Regions from separate parts of the Mus musculus genome. Here region 2 is linked to region 1. The links are chromatin loops, found by intact Hi-C in ENCODE. Cell type or tissue: heart. All regions are shown on one strand. Each heading gives the region's core, and the rest is flanking DNA. Links, peaks and the distances in the headings are about the cores only.

What was found. Peaks named below come from ENCODE experiments on the same cell type or tissue, not always from the same donor. Only the 100,000 strongest peaks of a DNase experiment are listed, where the experiment ranks them.
Region 2: a loop joins it to region 1, with 2.8 times the contacts of the local background. A loop is called at or near these places in 4 of 42 quality-filtered maps.

The regions. Positions count from the first base shown.
Region 1 is chr11:71,139,437-71,152,133 of GRCm38, forward strand. Nlrp1a (NLR family, pyrin domain containing 1A) reads right to left here and starts at 5,268. Exons shown (of 14, transcript NM_001004142.2): 1 at 5,213-5,268; 2 at 2,780-3,092. The coding sequence starts at 2,930. In heart, for the core only: no CTCF peak of the experiment used is centred there; DNase peaks (open chromatin) are centred at 2,795 and 5,375.
Region 2 is chr11:71,025,943-71,038,055 of GRCm38, forward strand. It overlaps Mis12 (MIS12 kinetochore complex component), which reads left to right. Exons shown (of 3, transcript NM_025993.3): 3 at 1-1,419. It overlaps 6330403K07Rik (RIKEN cDNA 6330403K07 gene), which reads right to left and starts at 7,675. Exons shown (of 2, transcript NM_134022.2): 1 at 6,547-7,675; 2 at 5,999-6,467. The coding sequence starts at 7,460. The coding sequence ends at 7,095. In heart, for the core only: a CTCF peak has its summit at 3,660 (motif pointing right); no DNase peak of the experiment used is centred there; H3K4me3 peaks cover 1,850 bases; H3K27ac peaks cover 1,672 bases.

The DNA of each region.
Region 1 (12,697 bases), core at 2,309-10,308:
ACCAGATCCACCCCAGGTCCTACAAGCAGAATTGCAAACCAGACTGGAGAGGTCCATCTGCACTCTTTTTTTAAATTAGGTATTTATTTCATTTACATTTCCAATGCTATCCCCCAAAAGTCCCCCACCCACTTCCCCACCCACCCACTCCCAGTTCTTGGCCCTGGTGTTCCCCTGTACTGAGGCATATAAAGTTTGCACGACCAATGGGCCTCTCTTTCCACTGATGGCCGACTAGGCCATCTTCTGATACATATGCAGCTAGAGACTCGAGCTCGGGGGGTAGGGGTACTGGTTAGTTCATATTGTTGTTCCACCTATAGGGTTCCATCTTCACTCTTTTTAACCCCAGGTTCAGGCTGGGTAATACATCCTGTGTGTCAGCCCAACTTGGTATGTCCATATCAGACATAGAACAAAAACAAAAGAACAAAACCCATATGCCCAGGTCTCATTGCAATAGCAAAAAGAAAAATCAAGACAACATTTGCTGCCTCCCAATCCACCAGTCCATAGAAATGGTGAGAATTACCAAAATGAACCAAGTTACAGAGCTTAGTGGCAATCATAGTCCTCAGAGAGTTAGGGAGTTAAAAGAAGGCAGAGACAAAGAGCTCAAATGAACTTGATGAGAATGAACTCAAAGATGGTAGGTGCCCAAGTGATGTGCAAGCAAACAAGAACACAGTACTGAACGAAACAACAATGATTTAAACCTGTGATTTGAAAACTGAATTCAAAAGAGATAGGAATAACGAAAAAACTCGACTGGATTAAGATCAAATTGAAAAACAGCAACAAAACTAAAAAATTCAAAGAAAGTCTTATAATCAGAACGAATCAAGTAGAGGATAGACTATAAAGTATAGGATTTAGACCACATAAGTAAATAATATTTTAAAAATTGATAAAAAACTCAGATGAACATGTAGGAAATGTTAGGACATCCCTAAATGACTAATCTTATAGCTACAGGCAAAAGTGAATGGGTGGATGGGACTCTCAGGTCAATGTACAGACCAGATCTTCAATAAGATCACAGAAATCACGAAAGACCAACTCATATAGGTACAAGAAGAAAAATAAAGAACGAACAAATGAGCACACAAAAGAGAAAAGCAACTTCCTATACAGATAGTAGAGGTTACCGAATACTACAAGTTGTGCACATAAGTCATATCTGATGGCAAAGTCATCAGACTGATATGAAGCCAGAGAGGGGAAGACAGAGGAATCAATTTGTTTCCTAGTATTGGTGGATATGGAGCATGCAGTATTCATTTTCTGTAACCAGGCAAGGCTTCCAGTTGTGGGACTGGGAAACCAACCCACCCACAAAACCTTTGACCCACAAGCTGTCCTTCCTGCAAGATGTGCTTGTGGGAGTGGCCAATGACTGACTGGTCTAACTTGAGGCACAAGCCCCAAGAGGGAGCCCATGCCTACAGGGCCAGAAACTGGAAGCTTAAAGACCCAGAGAACTAGGGTAGAACCAAACATGACTGAACAACAATGAAATGCCAACGAAATGATTCCTAACGATATGCTGCTGTACTCAAGAGACTGGTGCCTAGCTCCATCACCATCAGAGTCTTCCTCCTGAAGCTGATGGGAGAAGATGCAGAGTCCCACAGGCAAAACATAAGGGTAGACACAGGCTAATTAACCTTTTCTTCTGCATCTAGACTTGTTAGATTTCAATTAATTTCTCCTTTCAGATCTGAAAATGTCTCCAAGACTCATGGTCTGAGCTCAGTAGTTTTGAGGAGCTGTATATGGTAGGGGATTGTCTGTTAAGGCCTTGCCTTTCTCTCTCTCTCTCTCTCTCTCTCTCTCTCTCTCTCTCTCTCTCTCCCCCTCTCCCCCTCTCCCTCTCCCTCTCCCCCCTCTCTCTTTCTCTCATTTGCTCACTCTTTCTTACCTTTGTGGGTCTGAATAACGAGAAAGAATGTCCTATCAGAAGGAGACAGTGGTTGTGTGTTGGTCAGAGAGGCAGGGGTAGGAGGTGGGGAGAACTGCTGGGGTCCTTCATGCTTGGCCTCATACCCTTCTCGATGATCACATGGGGGACAATGAGGCATTCACAGGTGCTGCTGGGAAACCCTCCTCTGGGACTACAAAGTTCACACAACTCCTGGATCTACCCTGGTCCTCTGTGTAAGTCTCTATTCCTTTCTGAGCCTCAGCTCCCCCATGTGTGGCTCTGAGCTTCTGTCCCACAGGGTTGTACACTATCATAACAGCAGAAATAGCATGGGCTTGTACTTAGAATTATTGAGCATTTATTGAATATCAGACTGTTTAACATTTGACATGGATTATCTCTCAACTGCTACAGCCTAAGGAGACAGCTGTTCGCCTTCTCATTTCCCAGATGGATACAATTAGGAAGGCTGGAGCCTTGCCTCTGCCTAGCTCCAAAGTCTGGGCATGTAGCAATGGTGTCATTAATTGTTCTTCTCAAGAGCTGGCTTGAACCCTATGCCAACCTTCTCAAAGACTTCTGCATGCCTGACTACAAATACCCCACTACAGCTTCAGGGTGCTTCTTCCAGGGGCATTTGAGCATCAAATGGGGACCTGAGCATGCACTTTTGTAGATCAGAGTGTTCTGTAGAGTTCAGTTAGGGGCTTCTGAAAGCCTTCCTGTTCCAGCCTCTGCTGGGGCCTGTGAACTCTTTTGTCAGGATGATAGCCTGCCCATGGAAACCTTGGCAGAAGGGCTCAGTGGTGATGAAGGGGCCACAGAGTGATCAATTGGGGCTCTTTGTGTACTTACTTAGCTTCAAGTTCCTCTCTAGCTGCACTCTGTGCTTCATTAGCTCCACCTCCATAAGTTTCTTTGTTTTGAAGGTTGGGTCCACATCCTCTTGACCTTCATGCTGAGCCACTTTTGTGCTACTTTCCTGCTTGGACTGAGATTCTTCCATGATGATAGAGCCCTTGAATACTGCTTCTCTGAGCAGTTTGTGCTCTTATTGCTTCAAGACGCTCTTCTGTTGTTGCAAGCAGGAGACCAGTGGCTTCTTGTCTCTGCCAGGTAGTTCTGCTCTGTGAATGGGTGTTTGATCAGAAGTGATAGAGGAGACCTGCTGATAAAAGAAAGCAGACAAACCTCTACAGGGTCACATCACCTTTGATCAGAACAATTGAGACACAAGTCCCTCCTGGGGAGTGGGTACTTTGTGCCCAGGTGCAGGGGCTTGGGCTTCATAGGGCAGAAGAGAGAACACTGAGACAGGAGTATGTAACAGTGGACATGCTCTTTAAAATTTCATAGCTGAATGATGCCAGTGGATGTTCTAGCTGTTGTGTTGGCTCTCCTGAAGGCAGGTGTGCTGAACCTTATATTGAGTTGGGGTTTCTTAGCTGTCTGAGTTTCTTCTTTTAGGTCATTAAGGTTATTTATCTCACCCCAAAAACAGATGAAAGGAATGGGTGGTGTGTTCACTTACTGATTGGTCCCTGTGGGAGGGGGATGATGGAGGTGGAGTTCCATCCTGTTCCTAGTGGTTTAGGGGTGTGTATGTTGCAGGTGGACTTCATGTGCTGCAAAGAGATTTTGAACTTGATCTGCTCTGCTGGATCAGTCATGTGATTGCTGCCATTTACTTCTGGAGAAGCTTTTGAAACAGGTATAGACAGGAGGCTGTGAACTGTACAATGAGATGGAGCAGAGGGAACCTAGTAGGTCCCTAGCTAGGGCAGCCATTGTCCTAATGTAGACCTAGTGATGTCAGTGATTTGATCTAGGAGGACCTTATGTATAACTTCTAAAGGACGGGGCAAAAATGACATATGAGGATAAGAAGAAATGGAGAGATCAAGGGAAGGAGCAGAGTCAAAGGGAACCCAAAGTGCACCTGTAGGAGACAATATTCAGTAGATTTTTTTTTTTTTTTGGTCTGGTGCTTCATCAAATCTTTGGGTGCTGTTCTTCCTTGGGTTTGCTGGGTTTGTTGGTGCACAGCAGTACTGTTCCTAAAGTAAGGCACTAGTCCCTATAGTAGCAGTATGCAGGAGATCTAGGTCTTTTAACTTTGGAGAACCACAGCAGGGAAGACTGCCTCAGCCTAGGCAGAGAAATTGATGGAAAGGGAGGTGTATGAAGGTAGACTTGTAGACAATGAGAGTAGGGAAATGTAGAGGTAAGAAGATGGAGGGTTGCAGGGTCAGAGCATGATGGTTGGGAGGATTAGAGGATACAAATCAAGGGATGAGGTTGGGGTCTGGAAAAGGGGGTGTTGGGGTACCAAGGATGGGAGGATGTGTGGGCAGGAACACAGGGATGGAGGATGCATGATGGATTATGTAGGACACTCACTATCCCATGTCCTCATCTTCCTTTTCTAAAGTTCCACTCTAAGGAGATCACTATTTCAGCCATTACTGTGACCCAGGGTAAGGTGGGAAGATACAGGACAGAGCGGAGTAAAGGCTCAGTCTAAGTTAAGGCTAGCCTCTTCGAAGGAATCTTTAGAAGTCCTCTGTCCCTGGGCACCACAAAGGAGGAACAAGACTGAGTCAACTAATAATTTGATTGAAGGCACATTACCCAGAGAAAGCCAAAGGGCCACCTGTATGCAGGGGACAGTCCGACACAAGATTTCTTAGAGGCCCTGATGTAAAGATAAAAGGAAAATTAGTTCAGTGTCCTTGTCCAGGAGTGGACTTGGCAAGGCAGGTCTGACACTGAAGCCTGTGCCTCAGAGGAGTCAAGATTATAATATAGGGGGACCCACTCTGACCCCTGTGCTGTGGTTATGGTCCTAAGGCAACTATGTTTTCTTCACTAACTTTGTCTAACTTAGTTCTCTGGGGACGTTGGCTCTCCCACACCACCCCATGTAAATAGCATAGATTCTCTCTCTCTCTCTCTCTCTCTCTCTCTCTCTCTCTCTCTCTCTCTCTCTCTCTCTCTCTCTTCCCTGGTCCTCCCTCTCAATGCCTCATCATTCAGGAGAGTTATTCCTGCAGATTCAGGGTAGAGAGGAGGATGCAGGATAGGCTATAACAGGAGCAGGCACTTGAACCAGACAGGTAACCTAGTCTATCACCCATCAGAGCTGGCTTGCAGACTCTCCAAGCAGAGGCTGGGGCCCTGGGCCCTGGTTTTCAGGCCGAGATCCCCATGTCTGTTTTTGTGTAGTGAGGCCAGCCCTTATCCTCCCAGGTCTAAGTGGTTTGGTGGAATCTGGGTCCCACTACTCACCCTGCTCCTCTATGGGGCCCACTGGAGTGTGTGTCTTTGAACAAGGCTCCTCAGCTAAGAAACTGGTCTCCAAAAGTGAAAGAGACTCTGGCCCATTTTCAGGAAGGCAGGCATCAGAGAACGGCAGATGTACTTCCTCTGAACACTGGGAATGGAGGTTGAACATTACTCAGCTTGTTTCCTGTTAAGTCTCTGCAGATGCCTGGGCTGGAGGAGTCAGGGTGAGAGCTTCTTCCGGGTTTGCAGAAAGCCCTGCTTGCCTGACCACAGGACTCATGTCTGAGCTCAGTTCCCTCTTCCATTAGTGTGGGACCTGAAGTTTGCCAACAGGTCCCAGGTCAGCAGTAGCTTCTGGTTCCCCCCAGTTTTGGGCTCTTGATCTCTGTGCTTCCTCGCCTTCCCTATAGCCTGCCCAGCCACAGTCTGCTCATTTCAGTAAATTCCTCTTAGACCACAAACACTGTGTATGTATGTATGTATGTTACACACACACACACACACACACACACACACACATTTGACTCCTGAAGTCTCCTAAATGTCACATTCGGTTTTTGAATCTCACAAACATCATCTTGTTTTTCTGTAGGTGTGTGGTGTGTGTGTGCATGTTCATATGCAAGTGGACTCATGTGTCTGACTTGAAAGCTTATGGGTGTGGCTAGTCCAGCTAGGCAGCTAACCCAGAACATTTCCTGTTTAGTGTTTCTGAAATGTGGGATTACAAGCCTGTAACCATGCCCAGCAGGCACCTGTGAAGACTCTGGGGATCAGAGCACCTGTCCTCAAGCTTGCTTTTTTTTTTTTTTAAAGATATTTTCTTTATTTACATTTCAAATGTTATCCCCTTTCCTAGTTAACTCTCCGAAAATCCCCTACCCCCACCCTCCCCTTGCTCCCCAACCCACCCACTCCTGTTTCTTGGCCCTGGCATTCCCCTATACTGGGCATAGAACCTTCACAAGACCAAGGGCCTCTCCTCCCATTGATGATCCACTAGGCCACCCTCTGCTACATATGCAGCTAGAGCCATGAGTCTCATCCATGTGCTTTCTTTGAATGGTGGTTTAGTTCCAGGGAACTCTAGGGGTATTGGTTAGTTCATATTGTTGTTCTTCCTATAGGGCTGCAAACTCCTTCTGCTCCTTGGGTACTTTCTCTATCTCCTACATTGGGGACCCTGTGGTCTGTCCAGTGGATGACTGTGAGCATTCACTTCTGTATTTGCAAAGCACTGGCAGAGCGTCACAAAATCTTGTTGGCATCTGCCTAGTGTCTGGGTTTGGTGGTTGTTTATGGGATGAATCCCCAAGTGGGGACGTCTCTGGATGGTCATGCCTTCAGGCTCTGCTCCAAACTTTGTCTCTGTAACTCCTTTCATGGGTATTTTGTTCCCCATTCTAAGAAGGAATGAAGTATCCGCACTTTGGTCTTTCTTCTTCTTGAGTTTCATGTGTTTTGCAAATTGTATCTTGGATATTCTAAGTTTCTGGACTAATATCCACTTATCAGTGAATGTATATCATGTGTGCTCTTTTGTGATTGGGTTACCTCACTCAGGATAATATCCTCCAGATCCCTCCATTTGCCTAAGAATTTCATAAATTCATTGTTTTAAATAGCTGAGTAGTACTCCATTGTGTAGATGTACCACATTTTCTGTATCCATTCCTCTGTGGAGGGACTTCTGGGTTCTTTCCAGCTTCTGGTTATAAATAAGGCTGCTATGAACATAGAGGAACATGTGTCCTTATTACCAGTTGGAACATCTTCTGGGTATATGCCCAGAAGAGGTATTGCGGGATCCTCCAGTAGTACAATGTCCAGTTTTCTGAGGAACTGCCAGACTGATTTCCAGAGTGCTTTTACCAGCTTGCAATCCCACCAGCACTGGAGGAGTGTTCCTCTTTCTCCACATCCTTGCCAGCATCTGCTGTCACCTGAGTTTTGATCTTAGCCATTCTAACTGGTGTGAGGTGGAATCTCAGGGTTGTTTTGATTTGCATTTCCCTGATGATTAAGGATGTTGAACATTTTTTCAGGTGCTTCTCAGCCATTCGGTATTCCTCAGTTAAGAATTCTTTGTTTAGCTCTGTACCCCATTTATTAATGGGATTATTTGATTTTCTGGAGTCCAATTTCTTGAGTTCTTTGTATATATTGGATATTAGTCCCCTATCTGATTTAGGATTGGTAAAGATCTTTTCCCAATCTGTTGGTGGCCTTTTTGTCTTATTGACAGTGTCTTTGCCTTACAGAAGCTTTGCAATTTTATGAGGTTCCATTTGTCAATTCTTTTTTTTTTTGTTTGTTTTTTGAGACAGGGTTTCTCTCTGTAGCCCTGGCTGTCCTGGAACTCACTTTGTAGACCAGGCTGGCCTTGAACTCAGAAATCCACCTGCCTCTGCCTCCCGAGTGCTGGGATTAAAGGCATGTGCCACCATGCTCGACTTCCATTTGTCGATTCTTGATCTTACAGCATAAGCCATTGCTGTTCTGTGCAGGACTTTTCCCCTGTGCCCATATCTTTGAGGCTTTTCCCCACTTTCTCCTCTATAAGTTTCAGTGTCTCTGGTTTTATGTGGAGTTCCTTGATCCACTTAGACTTGAGCTTTGTATAAGGAGATAAGAATGGATCAATTCCCATTCTTCTGCATGATAACCACCAGTTGTGCCAGCAACATTTGTTGAAAATGTTGTCATTTTTCCGCTGGATGGTTTTAGCTCCCTTGTCAAAGTTCAAGTGACCATAGGTGTGTGGGTTCATTTCTGGGTCTTTTTTTTTTTTTTTTTTTTTTTTTTACAGGACTGGAATTTGGTTTTTTATTAGATATTTTCTTTATATACATTTAAAATGCTATCCTGAAAGTTCCCTATACCCTCTCCCTGCCCTGCTCCCCTACCCACCCACTCCCACTTCTTGGCCTTGGCATTCCCCTGTACTGGGGCATATAAAGCTTGCAATACCAAGGGGCCTCTCTTCCCAGTGATGGCCAACTAGGCCAACTTCTGCTACATATGCAGCTAGAGATACGAGCTCTGGGGCTACTGGTTATATCCCATTGGTCTACCTGTCTGTTGCTGTACCAGTACTGTGCTGTTTTTTTTTTCCCCAATTGCTTTGTGGTACAGCTTGAGGTCAGGCATGGTGATTCTGCCAGAGGTTCTTTTTTTGTTGAGAATAGTTTTTGCTATTCTAGGGTGTTTGTTATTCCAGATGAATTTGCAAATTGTCCTTTCTAACTCTGTGAAGAATTGAGTTGGGATTTTTATGGGGATTGCATTGACTCTGTAGATTACTTTCGGCAAGATAGCTATTTTTACTATATTAATCCTGCCAATCCATCTTCTGAGATCTTCTTCAGTTTCTTTCTTCAGAGACTTGAAGTTCTTATCATACAAATCTTTCCCTCAGTTAGAGTCACACCCAGGTATTTTATATTATTTGTGACTATTGTGAAGGGTGTTGTTTTCCAAATTTCTTTCTCAGCCTGTTTATCCTTTGTGTAGAGAAAGGCTGCTGGTTTGTTTGAGTTAATTTCATATCCAGCTACTGCACTAAAGCCGATTATCAGGTTTAGGAATTCTCTGATAGAATTTTTGGGGTCACTTATATATTATCATATCATCTGCAAAAAGTGATATTTTGACTTCTTCCTCTCCAATTTGTATCCCTTTGATCTCCTTTTGTTGTCTAATTGCTCTGACTAGGACTTCAAGTACTATATTTAATACATAGGGTGAACATGGGCAGCTGTGTCTAGTCCCTGATTTTAGTGGGATTGTTTCAAGTTTCTTTCCATTTAGTTTGATGTTGCCTACTGGTTTGCTGTATATTGCTTTTATTATGTTTAGGTATGGGCCTTGAATTCTTGATCTTTCCAAGACTTTTATCACGAACAGGTGTTGGAATTTGTCAAATGTTTTCTCAGCATTTAATGTTTTTTGTCATTGAGTTTGTTTCTAAAGTGGATTACATTAAAGGATTTCCATATATTGCACCATCCCAGCATCCCTGGGATGAAGCCTACTTGGTCATGATTGATGATCATTTTGATGTGTTCTTGGATACAGTTTGCACGGATTTTATTGAGTATTTTTGCATTGATATTCATAAGGGAAATTGGTCTGAAGTTCTCTTTCTTTGTTGGATCTTTGTGTGGTTTAGGTATCAGAGTAATTGTAGCTTCATAGAATGAATTGGGTAGAGTAACTTCTGTTTCTATTTTGTGAAATAGTTTGAGAAGTATTGCAATTATGTCTTCCTTGAAGGTCTGATAGAACTCTGCACTAAATCTATATGGTCCTGGGCTGTTTTTGGTTGGGAGGCTCTTAATGTCTGCTTCTATTTCTTTAGGGCATATGGGGTTCTTTAGATCGTTAATCTGAACCTGATTTAACTTTCATACCTTGTATCTGTCTACAAAATTGTCCATTTCATCCAGGTTTTTCAGTTTTGTTGAGTATAGCCTTTTGTATTAGGATCTGATGATGCTTTGGATTTCATCAGGTTTTCTTGTTATCTCCCTTTTCATTTCTGATTTTGTTAATTAGGATACCGTCTCTGTGCCCTCTAGTTGGTCTGGCTAACGGTTTATCTATCTTGTTGATTTTCTCAAAAAACCAGCTCCTGTTTTGGTTGATTCTCTGTACAGTTCTTTTTGTTTCTACTTGGTTGATTTCAGCCCTGAGTTTGATTATTTCCTGCCATCTACTCCTCATGGATGAATTTGATTCCTTTTGTTCTAGAGCTTTTAGGTGTGCTGTCAAGCTGCTAGTGTGTGGTCTCTCTAGTTTCTTTTTGGTGACACTCAGAGCTATGAGCTTTCCTCTTAGGAATGCTTTCATTGTGTCCCATAAGTTTGAGTATGTTGTGCCTTCATTTTCATTAAACTCTAAAAAGTCTTTAACTTCTTTCTTCTTTTTTCCTTGACCAAGTTATCATTGAGTTAGTGTTGTTCAGCTTCCATGTGAATGTTGGCTTTCTATTATTTATGTTGTCATTGAAGATTAGCCTTAGTCCATGGTGATCAATCCATTCTTATCTCCTTGTACAAACCTCAAGTCCATGTGGATCAAGGACCTCCACATAAAACCAGATACACTGAAAATAATAGAAAAGAAAGTGGGGAGGAGCCTCCAGCACATGGTCACAGGGGAAAATTTTCTGAACAGAACACCAAAAGATTATGCTTTAAAAAGAAGAATTGACCAATGGTACCTCATAAAATTGCAAAGATTCTTTAAAGCAAAGGACACTGTCAATAAGACAAAAGGACACCTAACAGATTGGGAAAAGACCAATCCTACATCTGATACAGGGATAATATCCAATATATACAAAGAACTCAAGAAGCTAGACTTCAGAGAACCAAATAACTCTATTAAAAATGGGATAAAGAGCTAAACCAAGAATTCTCAACTGAGGAATACTGAATGGCTGAGAAGTACCTAAAGAAATGTTCAACATACTTAGTGATCAGGGAAATTCAAATGAAAACAACCCTGAGATTCCACTTCATGACAGTTAGGATGGCTAAGTTCACAGTCAGGTGACAGGAACTCCTTTCTTTTTTTTTTTTTCCAATTTTTTATTAGTTTCTTCATTTACATTTCAAATGCTATCCCAAAAGTCCCCTATACCCTCCTCCCCCCCCGCCCTGCTCCCCTCCTCACCCACTCCCACTTCTTGGCTCTGGCGTTCCCCTGTACTGGGACATATAAAGTTTGTAAGACCAAGGGGCCTCTCTTACCAATGACGGGTGATTAGGCCATCTTCTGCTACATATGCAGCTAGAGACATGAGCTCTGGGGGTACTGGTTAGTTCATATTGTTGTTCCACCTATCAGGTTGTAGACCCCTTCAGTTCCTTGGGTACTTTCTCTAGCTCCTCCATTGGGAGCCCTGTGTTCCATCCAATAGATGACTGTGAGCATCCACTTCTGTATTTGCCAGGCACTGGCATAGCCTCACACGAGACAGCTTTATCAGGGTCCTTTCAGCAAAATCTTGCTGGCATGTGTAATAGTGTCTGTGTTTGGTGGTTGATTATGGGAAGGATCCCCGGGTGGGGCAGTCTCTGGATGGTCCATCCTTTCATCTCAGCTCCAAACTTTGTCTCTGTAACTCCTTCCATGGGTATTTTGTTCCCTATTCTAAGGAGGAATAAAGTGTCCACACGTTGGTCTTCCTTCTTCTTGATTTTCTTGTGTTTTGCAAATTGTATCTTGGGTATTCTAAGTTTCTGGGCTAATATCCACTTATCAGTGAGTGCATATCAAGTGACTTCTTTTGTGATTGGGTTACCTTACTCAGGATGATATCTTCCAGATACATCCATTTGCCTAGGAATTTCATAAATTCATTCTTTTTAATAGCTGAGTAGTACTCCATTGTGTAAATGTACCACATTTTCTGCATCCATTCCTCCGTTGAGGGACATCTGGGTTCTTTCCAGCTTCTGGCTATTATAAACAAGGCTGCTATGAATGTAGTGGAGCATGTGTCCTTATTACCAGTTGTAACATCTTCTGGGTATATGCCCAGGAGAGGAACTGCTGGATCTTCCGGTAGTATTATGTCCAATTTTCTGAGGAACCACCAGACTGATTTCCAGAGTGGAAATCAGTACCAGCTTGCAATCCCACCAGCAATGGAGGAGTGTTCCTCTTTTTCCACATCCTTGCCAGCATCTGCTGTCACCTGAATTTTTGATCTTAGCCATTCTGACTGTTTTGAGGTGGAATCTCTGGGTTGGCTTGATTTGCATTTCCCTGATGATTAAGGATATTGAACACTTTTTTCAAGTCCTTCTCAGCCCTTCGGTATTCCTCAGTTAAGAATTCTTTGTTTAGCTCAGTACCCCATTTTTTAATGGGGTTATTTGATTTTCTGGAGTCCAGCTTCTTGAGCTCTTACCTCCACACAAAACCAGAGACACTGAATTTTATGGAGGAGAAAGTGGGGAAAAGCCTCAAAGATATGGGGACAGGGGAAAAATTCCTGAGCAGAACAGCAATGGCTTCTGCTGTAAGATCAAGAATTGACAAATGGGACCTCATAAAATTGCAAAGCTTCTATAAGGTAAAAGATACTGTCAATAAGACAAAAATGCCACCAGCAGATTGGGAAAGGATTTTTCCAATCCTAAATCTGATAGGAACTCCTGTGTTAAACTGGCATCACCCGCTCTCTTACCAAGCATCCTTTGGTTCTGTGTACCCAGAATTGATGTAAATCTTGGTTCGTCGTGCCACCTATTGTGCGCGCAGCAGAAGTGACTCCAGGGTCACTATGCTAGTTAATGGTATTATGTACAGTCTGTCCTTGTTCTTATCAGGGCTTCTACTGTTTTGGGCACTGTCCATCTTGAGAAGCTTAGCTTGTTTCGCTGCAGCCTGGCTCAGAGGACAGCAGAATGCCAGCTGCAAGAGGGAGGTAAGGAGGATTCTGAGGTCTGGTCTCTTTCAGCAGTTTATAAATTG
Region 2 (12,113 bases), core at 71-8,070, 120 kb before region 1:
GCTTTTCTCTCTCAAACTTGGCTCACATCTGGTAAAGCCTCCAGTTCTTTTGGGATTGCACTCATTTTGCTGTTAGGTATGTTTAGTATGATTTCAGGAGGGAATAGAATCCTCATGGAACTGGATGTTTCTGCTCATTTTTGCTGTATAAAGCAGGTCTGTATTCATTGAGTATAACCATGAGGTACATCAGGGACTAATAGAGCCGGGCTGAGGACATAGCTCAGTGGTAGAGTATGCTCAACATACTTAGGATTTAACATGGAGAGAAGCAGAAAGAGGAGTGGGAAGGAGGAGAAGGAAATCAAAGGGCAGCAGGGCACAGTAGAGGGGATCAGGGTATGGGATGACATATAGTGCAATATATTAAAGGGGCATGTCCCATTGATAATGTAAGATTCAAGTCAAGCTTAGAAGGTGTTAGCCTCTCACCTAAGAGATCACTCTAGGCAAAGAAAATAGCAGAAAACCCATAAGGTAGAACATATGGAATTCACACAGCTGGAACAGATATGGCCAATTTAGGAAATGGGATACGCCTGTCACATTCCAGTCTACTTTTTGTAAGTCTGATGAGATGGGTCGGCAGGTAAAATACTTGTAATACAAGCCTGGTGACCTGAGTAGGATCCCCAAAACCTACTTAAAGATGGAAAGAATTGACTCCACAAAGTTGTCTTAAGGTACACTGTGGCATGTACACTCTCATCCCCCACATTGTGTGTACACACACAGTCTCTCTTAAGAGACAAGCAAAACCTCTGTGTATGTGTGAGTATGTGCTATTAAAAACTAACTCCTAGCTGGATTTCATGCCGTTGATCCCAGTACTCAGGAGGCAGAGGCAGGTGGACCTCTTGTGAATTTAGCCTGGTTTACATAAAGAGTTCAGGGCAGCCAGGACTAAAGAGACCCCATCTCAGAAAACAAAAAACCCAAATGTGATTGATGGCACTTGTTAGATTGGTAAAGCAGACTTTATTCAGGACCCTTAAGTTAGATACTGGGACCATTGCAGAAGGATTTTGCATTGAGAGATTAGATTCTGAATATAAGAAGTAAAAAGATGTTTGGGAATGTGCAACTAAGGGACAGAATGGGACTTGTTGGGACAAAGCAAGTATCATTGGATGGAAAATTACTAAAAGGGTCGGTATAAGGGGTTTGAATGTATCCCATAAAATTCATATGTTAAAACTCTTGACTTCTTAGTGGTACACTGTAGAGGTTTATACTTTGATTAATGTCAGTACTGTGGGAACAGGAGTGTTCCTTAGGGAATAGATTCCCAATAAAGGATGGACTCAGGTCCTTCTGCTCTGGCATGATCTCACCCTGTAACACCTGAGACAGCAGGAAGGCATGTAACTTTGGATTCTATACATACAATAAATAATCTCTATACCTGTAATAAATAAATACTTCAGTATTTATGTATTATTGCTTAATATATAGGAAGAGATTTAATTCAACACTAGCTTTTGTGGGGGAATGCTTAAAGAATGATGCCATAGCTAAAGATACTTCTACTTTGGTCATGAGCCCTTTGTGAACTCAGTCCTTTTGACTGACTGAAGACAATGTGAGAGGATTAAACACTCGACAAGTCATCTCTGGGGCAAATGGAACTGTGTCACCAGAAGAAACACTGGTAAGTCAAGCATATTAAATAACCCCAGCAGTAACTGAGAATGGTAGGCATTCGAATCTGCTCCCGACCTGGTACTGTACATGACCACGACACCCCACTAATAGGACTGTGACAACTGGTTGTGTAGCATAGACACCTGGAGTTCTCTAATGAGAACTAATGAGGTGTCTAAATGGGCCCCGGAGAGCTTAGCCAATAAGCTTCCCTTCCTGGCCATTCCTTCCTGCAAAAGGTATTTAATCTCTGGTCCATCCTGAGTAAGTCATGCATCCTTTTTCACCATGAATAATAGTTTGGAAAAGCAAGGACTATTTCCTTCCTAAGGACCACTGTGAGGGAAGCCTTCCTCATACCGAGCAGTGCCTAAATTTCCTGCAGAAGGCCCCTCCCTCCCTCCTGGCACCCTGAGCTAAGGCCCTGGGCTCATTTCAGGCCCACTTCCTCCTTGTGATTCCCAGCATCTTCTGGGTGCCCAGGAGTTTGAGAACCACAGCTTCTGTTCCAGCCCCTGCCATTTTGTAATCAGAGAAACGTGGACAGGGGCCCATCTCTCCTTAAGGGCACAACAGGAAGATTCTGGTATCCCAAGAGGGAGAATGGAATGTAGCCGAGTGCCCTGTGTTTCACACTGGTGTAGTTCTGACACCCCAGCAGTGAAGGGAGATGCCCAACCACAGTCATCCATCATGGCCCAGCCAGTACTGCACTTTTATTAGTAACAGCTTGCACGGGGAACTTGCTAATTGATTGGGATAAGGAAGTAGCAAAAAGACATCTCTGCTTTGGTACAGAAGAACTGTTTTATTCCCAGAACAGATCCTTTGCAAGAGCAAGAGCCTGGTGGTGGTAAGCAGTTAGCAGCCCTGGAGTTCAAGAGACCTTGGAAAGAAGCCAGTGCCCTCTGGCTTTTGTTGTTGTTTGGTTGGTTTCTGTTTTGTTTTGTTGAGGCAAGGTTTCACGTGATCGTATTGGCCTCTCCCTCCACAATGCTAGGTTTACTACACCTGGCTTACTGTGGCTTTTTACTTAGATAAAAATTATCACATTTATTTCAATTTAGCACATTGGAAAAATAATGTAGTTGAATGAGGATCACTCAAAGATACATTTGTATTCTAATTTCCGGGACTTAAGTGTTGTCTTAAAGAGCATCTTTGTAAATATAATTAAGTATGAAGAGATCATTTTGAACTATCTTGGTGGGCCCTAATCCAGTGATGATAAATATACCTGCAAATGAAAGGTTTGAGATGAAAGACATGTTGTTTTGTGACCTAGACAGTTTGGAGTAATGCAGCCACAAGGTGGAAGAGGCAGGGCACAGATTTTTAGAGCACCCAGTAGTGGCTCTGTGGACACATTGTAGATTTCTGGTTTTCCACAGCTGTGACTACATTTTTGGTGTTCTAGGTCCCTGAGGTTTTTTTTTTTTTTTTTTTTTTTTTAATAGCAGCTGTGGGCCTAGTGAGATCAGAGTAAGATAACTGATAAGGCTGTAGGATACCTCTTAGGAAAGTAAAATCTGAGACCTCTTGTCCCAGATAGCAAAGTTCTGTTTTCTCTTTCAAGCATAATGTTTCATAATCGGAAATGGCGTCATGTGTGATGACTTCTGCCCATCACTGAAACTTAGAACAGGACACTTGCCCCAAACAATTGGCACTGGGTCAATTTTGATCTACTGGAAGTAGATACCTGATATTTTACCTGCCCACAACATCCATAACACTTCAGTTTTTATTTGAGAAGTTATTTTCATGTCTGTTTTGTCCCTTTTGGCCAAAAGTAAATATGTGATCCCAGCTAGGTCAATAAGGATATAGAATTTTTAAAATGCATGTTTTTGTTATGAGGGGCTGAACCTAGCTATAGTGTTCACACTAAGATATACCACTAAACTATACTCCTGTATTCCTGGAATTTGTGCAACATAAAACAAAAGGATGGGTATGTTTGATTTTTATTTTATGGGTATGCATGTTTTGTTTCTATGTGCATGGTGTCCTGGCAGAGGCCAGAAGAGGGCGTTGGATCTTTAGAACTGGAGTCAGGGAAGCCCAAACCCTGTCCTCTAAGAACTGTGAGTGTCCTTTCCCCAGCTCACAGGTAATTTTTTTTATGGTGAAACCCTGATAAGGCTATTATTAGGCAGGAAAAGGCCTGAGAATTTGGACAAGGCAACCTCAAAATTAGTATATTGTTGAGAATCAGTATAGGAAAGGAGTCACCTACAAAATAGTGGAGAGATGCATGGTCACCGTGGGAAAACCTAACAGGAAGGTGGGCCAGACGTATGATGATGCTGAGGCAACAAGTGGATGATGGGAGAACAGAGGTTAGAAGATACAGGCCACCCAGCACTTGGGAGACAGAGGCAGGAGGGTCTCAGAGTTCAAGGCCAGCCTGGTCACAGAGGAATAAGCAGCTGTATGGGAAGAAAAGTAATTGAATCTTGGGTATGGGTGGCCTTGATGTATGGTAGGTGGATGCTAAAGGCTGGAGTACAACAGTGGGGAGACAATATTTGTGGGATAGCAATGCATTCTGAAATTAGGAACAATATAGGTTATTTGTTTTTGCTGTACTGGGTTTGGAACCTAGGGTTCATAATATTGAACTACGCCCCAACTGGGGCTGGGTACTTGAGAATTTAAGTTTTTTTTGTCTTTGTGTATGCCATATGTCTGCTAGTGCTTGTGAAGGCCAGGAGCGGGCATCAGAGCCCTTGGAGCTGGGGTTAATGGGTGACCAGCCTAGGTACTAGGAACCTTGCTCCGGTCCTCTGGAAGAGCTGTAAGCATTCTTTTGTTACCTGATTGGTTGGTTTGGTTTGGGGTGGGAGGTGGGGCGGATGGGTGGGTGTTATTTTCTCTTATATTTTAAGGTAACATCCATTACTGAGGGAAGTCAGGGCAGTCTCAAGCCAGGAATCGGAAACTGAAGCAGAGACCACTGAAAGGTGCTACTTTCTCTCTCTGACTTGCACATCCAGCTTTTAAAGTTAAAATATAGTCATAATTTCCCTTTCCTCCCTCTCTTTACCATGTCCCTCTTTTAAAATTCATGATCCTTTTGTTAAATTGTTACTGTTTTACACACACACACACACACACACACACACACACACACACACAAAGACAGCCTGTTGAGTCTGTTTAGTGTTGTTTGTATGTATAAGCTTCACCCGAGATACCTCAACAATATGGCTGCCTAAACAAGATCTGAACATGGACAGCAACAATGCACATGCTAACCTGAAGCTGCAGAGGGGTGGGGGTGGGGTGACCTCATTGGCCCCACCCATAGACAGTCACAGGGAACTAAGGGATGCCGAGAGAATATGAGTGTCCAGTGTTCCCAGGGATGAGCTCCCTAATCGACTCTTCCCATGCAACAAGCATTCATTCTAACTGGCTGAGCCATCTCCATTCAGGACATTGAAGCCAATGTTAAGATTTTAGAGGTAATAGGGCTAACCGTGGTGTAGTTGGTGGAATTAGATGCTTGAATTTAGGGTAGGAAATGGAACTTAGATATCCGGAAAGTCTTATAGTAACATAGAATAAATAACAAATGTTGAGAAGTGGGTAATTTGGTTTGGGGACTAGAGGAAGGAATTACTGCCGGGATCAGATGATACAGTCACACCTCAGACTGTAAGTGAGAGACAATGGGGACTGTGTGCTTGGAAAGCATTAGCCCATAAACAGGGATCCATCCAGTGGGGAGCAATGCTAAACGTCAGCACTAGATCCAGTATCCACGGGTACAACCGGAAACTGACATTACTCTTTTGGTACCTTGGAGATGTGATTTGGGGGAACAGTGCCGTTGATGATGGTTAGAGGGAATTACTGTAAACAGGCTGTCGTCAGGGACCAGTGGGTGTCAGACTTGTGGCACTTAAAGTGCAAAGAAGCAAAAATACCAAATGACATGGTGGTACGGAATCAGGGAAGACCAGAACAGTGAAGGGAGGCCCTTCTATTGGAAAACAATTGATAAAAAACTCAAGCTGGGTCAATCCAGAGCTTAGCTGAGCCAGAAGCCTCTTGATAGGGATTGAGTGGGATTCTTACACTGAGCAATGGGGAATGGCACCATGTGGCGAAGTCAGACTGCTGTTAGGGGACTGTGGAACTAGGAATCTGGACATAGTGGCAGATGCCACAGAGGGGCCCGTATAGCTATTTGGTGTGGAGAGATTCTGTACCTAGAAATGCCGTGTAACCAAGTCAGCTTTCCAGGGAGAGTGGGCAGGTTTTAAAGAGAAGGGAGTGAAAGCTAGAGCAGAACAGGAAATCTGTCAAGGGCCATCATACAGCTGGAAGCTGGTGGACAAACGAATACAGAGGACACTGAGAATATGATTTATTCCATCAGACATGCTGCAATTATAGACATTTCCACAGAGTATAGCAGTGTCAAAAAGTTTTGCATTTGAACAGCTGACATGAATAAACAAACAGTGGGTAGGTGAATAACCTGCAAACGCGAGTTCTGGTATTCACTTTTTTGAGTCTGAGATGACAGATTTCAGCAGGAACTCTGTTACTGACAGTCCTTAGTCCCAGCCTCTTCATCTTGGTATCACAGCTTTAGAAGGCCTCCAGGCTGAAATGAAGTCACCATAGAATTCTCTAGCACAGTCCTCCTATGGGCCGCAGCAAAGGAAAGCCCTCAGTCTCATCTCATGGAACACACGAATTCTATCTAGGCCTCCATCTCTGAAGACTTGTGGTCTACTTTTCCACACAGTCCAAAAACCCATCTTGAGCGTTGACTCTCTGGTGGTCAGTTCTGGTAACCACAAAACCTGAAATGGCAAAAATACACAGCCCGCGTCAGCCCCAACTCCTGGTGGGTCAGAATCATCTTGACAAAACGCCACTCACCTCCTCCAGCAGCCAGCCATATCCGCTGCTCTCCCAGGTCCGCCAGCTTGGTGCTCAGAGTCCTAACCAAAAGAACTAGGCACAACTGGCTCATCCCGGTGTGACGCAGCATCATGAGGCTCCAGCACTCCGAGCCAGGGTGCTGATTCTCCTTGCGGTACCTTCTCAGGGAGGCCGCAGACTCGGGTCTGGTTCATCCTTTAAACAACAGAAGGCTGGACTCTGCTCTACAAACACCAAAATGCTAGGCCCTCACGTCACAAAGTGGTAGGATACAGAGACATCCTAATTACAAACTGGGTTCAATTCAATCCAGGATTATACTAATTGCACTCAATGTACGGGTGCAAGCAGCACAGCTATTTCATTGCCTGCAGCGACTCTGGACCGTCTGATGAACAGTTAGACAAAGCGACAACAAAGAAAAGAAGCATCGAATGCTAGATGAAGGGGGTGCAGCGCGTTTCCGAAACAAAAGGCTACGCTTCTCATTCCTCTCCCCTCCCCTCCCCTCGACTCTGCGCCCACCCCGTCGGGGCCCTGGCCACTTAGGCAAGCTGCAAATGGATATAGGTGAAGATGCAGGAGGTGATGGAGAAGGCGATGGCCGCGTAGATGAAGATGGAGAGGTGCGGGAAGTGGTCAAGGTAGCAGCCCTCTTCCACTGGAGGCTCTTCTTCCTTGGGCTCTGGACGCACGGCGGCCTTTCGGGACAGCCCAGCGCGGGTCCCCGGAGCCCTCCCACTCAAACGCCGACCAGATTTCCTGCCAGCCGAGGATGCAGACTTAGGTGCACGCGCAGTGTGGCCCTCCTCCAGGGGAGGCTTATCGAACAGGCCCTCGTACTCAGGGTCAGAATCGAAATACATCTGCTCTGGACCCCAGGGCTTGCGCGAAAAGGGACCTTTAGCCATGGGCGCAGAGCACGGGCAGATAAGCTGCTGAGACTAAGAGGCGAAGTCCCTGCTGGGTCGCAGTGCAGTGGGCGGTGGCCCGGACTGCAGCAGTATTTCTATACCCTGGGTGGGTGGGGGTGATAGGGGCGGAGCCAGCAGAGCAGGGGGCCTCTACCGGGTCCGGGGCCTCTCTGCCCAGAACACTCTTTCTCTGGCTCCTCCTTTCCGCCCACAGCCTGTTGCAGAGGTTGGCCAGCCAGTTTCTAGCACCTTGCAAGTCTTGGCGCAGCAAAGTCTATCTCCATAGCAACGAGACTGTCTTGCGGGGGGGGGGGGGGGGAGGGGAGAAGGAGGCGAGAGACATTGGGATCTCTCAGCTAGTAAGGGGGACTTGGCAGTCTGGAAGCAGAAATGCAGGGGGCAAAGCTCCAAGCTGTGTGCAGAGCTTCCCCCAGGGTTTTGTTTCTAGTTTTAAAGACATGAATAATGTAAGAGCTTAAAATTTGATGGGCATACAAACACATTTAATGAGATGGCGCACAAATGCGCAGTTTTATAACCGAAGGACATTGCATTGCTGTCTGAAAGCCTCGTACATGAAAATCAGCGAAGAAAGGCCAACTGACAAACTGTTAGCCACTTACTCGATAATTATTGTCTTTCCCTCACTAACTCCTGATCCCTTTCTGGCTCCAGCATGTATGTTTGTGTAATGCATGAAAAAACTAACAGTCTTGTAGAAAACAACAACAACAACAACAACAACAACAACAACAACTGACACAGGAAACTTAGCTATGTACGAGCTTAGGAGACTGAGGTAGAAGATCAGTAGTTTCCATCCAGCCTGGATGTCTAATGAGGCTCTGACTCAAAAGACAAAACCAAACAAAACAATCTAACAAAAACAACATCACTCTGGGCGTGGTGACGCATGTCTTTAATCCCAGCACTTGGGAGGCAGAGGCAGGCGGATTTCTGAGTTCGAGGCCAGCCTGGTCTACAGTGAGTTCCAGGACAGCCAGGGATACACAGAGAAACCCTGCCTCAAAGAAAAACCAAACCAAACCACACAAACCAAACAAAAAAACAAAACAAAAAACCCCTCAGAACATCACAACAAAACTCTCACCAACCCAGGGTCCGGAAGTAACAGAGGCAGACTTCCCTTTCCCTCCCTCTGCCTCTCTCCTCTCACTGCTATCTATATCGCACATTTCCACACTCCTCATCTGCTCCTAGTCTTCAGTGCATCTCACACGTGATTGGAAACCAATCTCAGGGAGCAGCAAGGTGGCTCAGTAGGTTAAAGGCGCTTGCCTCCAAGCCCGAGAGCCTGAATTTGATGCCTGAGAGTCACATGATAGGAGGAGAGAACTGATGTCTACAAATTACCCCCTGAACTTCTCTCCTATGCTCTGCGATGTGCATGTGCTCACATATTATACATTAAACATACGTGTACACACTGAGTATTTTTTAAAGTGTTGAATAAAACAGGAAAAAGAATCAATTTCAGAAAGGAAAAAAAAAAGAAAAAAAAAAAACTACTCCAAAGAAAAAAATAGGAATAAAAAGGAGCCCATTTCTCACTTTTCTTCCCAGTCAGACTCTTTGGTACCTTCAGTACTTGATGGGTACCACTGGTTCTTTCAGTACTTGTTGAGTACCACTATCTCCTGGCACCTCTGTTGTGTCTGAAATTCCAAGGCTGGTTGTCAGTCCCTTGTAGGATTTGGGGAGAGCAATCACATGATTCACTGGGCCCTGGAGTTGGAGGAATCCATTGGCAAGCCTGTCAGTATCAATAGAATCGACTCCTGCCCACCAAGTCATTCTAATTCATCCAACAGAACCCAGAATGGAGGTGTTGATGTGATCAGACTGTTGTGTCTCCGTCTCAAAGCATTCAGGACTCCTTGCAGCAGGAGTGAATCCCACTAGGTCGTGGTATCATACTGATGTTTGTTGAGAAAGCGATAGGTCGAATGAGTGACTGGCTGTTGTCAGCAAGAGGCTACATTTTCGGAATTTAGCAGCTGCAGATAAGAGCATCCCTTAGGACAAAGAACCTCAGCTGTGATGTATAAAAGGGTGGAGAGTCTCTAGAAAATAGTCTGACAGTTAAAAAAAAAAAGTTAAGCTTATACCTTAGATATAACCCTGGGGGCTGGAGAGACGGCACAGCAGTTAGAGCACTGGCTGCTCTTTCGGATGATACACGTTCTATTCCCAGCACCAAATGGTGGCCTGCATGGGACTGCACAGTTCCAGGAAATCCAACACCCTCTTCTGACCCACATGGGCACCAGGCATGCACATAGCACAGAGACATACATGCAGGGAAAACATCCATATGCATAAAATTTTTTGAAAGTTAAAAAAAAAGAGATAGGACACGAGTCTTAGCCCCAGATGTGTGGCAGGTCACCTGCTGCAGCTTTCCATAGTCTCTCCCACTCCCAGAGGACCACAGATCTTCTACAGCCTTCCTCCACCACTCAGCCTTTTGTCCTAGCTGCCAAAAGCCAGGAGGCACTCCCTGGAAACAGGCTGGCCACGATGGCCGAGGAATCAGACCAGTACCTTGCAAAGCCATCATTAGATGCTTCCTCCTTCAGTAGATGAGACCCAGAGCTACACCATGTGCAGAGAGTGAGAGACCTCTAACACTCTGTCTTAATAGGGATATCTCCAGCAGTCTCCCCTCAGGGCTCAGGGAACCCGGTAGAAGAGTAGATGGAAAGATTGCAAGAGTCAGAGAGGATGGAGGTTACCAAGGAAACACGGCCCTCTAAATACAACAGGACCCCACACACATATGCATTCACAGAGACTGTGACAGCATGCACAGGCTGGCATGGGTCTGTGCCAGATGGAGTCCCAGCACTGGGACAGGAGAGAAGTGGACACCCCCCCCCCATTCCTAACCCAGACTCTACCTACCATTGATTACTACTCACAAATGAAAAATTAGTTTTCTCCTAGTGAGTCTCACTGAGTAAACAAACCACTCTTTTTTTTAAAAAAAGTTATTTCCATTTTTATGTTCGTTTGCTTGCCTGCATGTCTGTGGAAGCATGTCAGAAACCCTGGAATTGGAGTTACAGACAGGTGTGATATGCCATGCAGGTGCTGAGAATTGAACTCAGGTCCTCTGGAAGCACACAGCCAGTGCTCTTAACCACTGAGCCATCTCTTCAGCTCTGAAACAAACCACTCTTAAGGGCAGACCCCATGCCCAGCAGTAGATGGTCAACCAAAAACAAGTGCTCAAAGCATCTTTGGAAGTTTTTTGCCTCATAATATTTTGTCAAGACTTCTCTGTGTCCCTCCCTCATTACAGGTTCTTTGTGTATATATCATGGCTTCCAGTTTGTGTTTTTATGATTTCTGTGTGTATGAGCATGTCTGTCCTATTCTGGGTTGCTCATTTTTGTTGTATTGCATTGTTATTCTTTAGATGCCTGTTGTTTGCTAACTAAAAACAGGGAAAGTGTGGATTCAGATGGGAGGGGTGGTGGTGGTGATTTTGGAAGAGTTGGGAGAGGGGAAACCATAGCAGAATATATTGTAAAAAAAAAAATCTATTTCAAAGAGAAAAATAGGAGTAAAAAAAGATAGGACCCAGTAATTCCACTCCTAGATTCTACCTAAGAAAAATGACAGCTCTACATGGAGACTAATGTTTAAACATCTACACCAACACTATTGGTAATAGCCAGAGTTGAGAATAATTCAAATGGCCATCAAATGGTGAATGGATGTGGTTCAGCTATACAGTTGGAATACTACCCAACAATGGAAAAGAGTGAGCTACTGATACCTGTTGGACTAGGGTTGGTCTAAACAGCATGCTAAGCAAAAACGAAAAGCCAGGTGAGAGAATAGATGTGAAATGTTCAGAAAAGACAAATTTATAGAGGTAGAAAAGAGATTTGTTGCCTGTGGCTCTGGGAGAAATAAAAATGTTAGCTGTAAACAGGCTCCAGGCAACTTTCTAGTAACAGGAATGTGTTTAATGCTCAGTTGTGGTATAACCTTATACGTTTTCCTTCTTAAAAATCCTTTTTAAAATTTTATGTGTGTGGGTGTTTTGCCTCCACCTATGTTTGTGTACTCTGTGTGTGTAGCCTGGAGAGGCCAGAAGAGGGTGTCAGATTCCTCTTGGCTGGAGTTAGGGATGGTTATGAGACGCATTTGGGTGCTAAGACTTGGACCTGGTTGCTAAGGAAGAGCAGAGAGTGCTCTTAACTGGTGAGACATCTCTCCAGCTTCTTCTAATTAAAATAAAAATGGTTTTATTTTACTTATGCACATACACACACACACACATATATATATGTACATATATATGCACACATGCATGCAGGTGTCTGTGAATATCAGAAGTCAGCATCTTTAGTCTTATTATTTTAATGTATGTGTGGTGTCAGTGTGGGAGTGCTACACATGTGGGGATGCCCAGGGAGTCCAGATGAGGGAGCTGGGTCCTCTGGATCTGGAGTTACAGGCTTGAGGTGCTCAATGTGGGTGCTGGGAACCAAGCTCAGTTCTTTGGCAGAGTGATACATGTTCTTAACCACTGAGCCATCTTTCCAGCCAGAGTCAACTGTCCTGGAACTCACTATGTAGCCCAGAGTGCCATCTAATACATGGGCGATCCTCTTG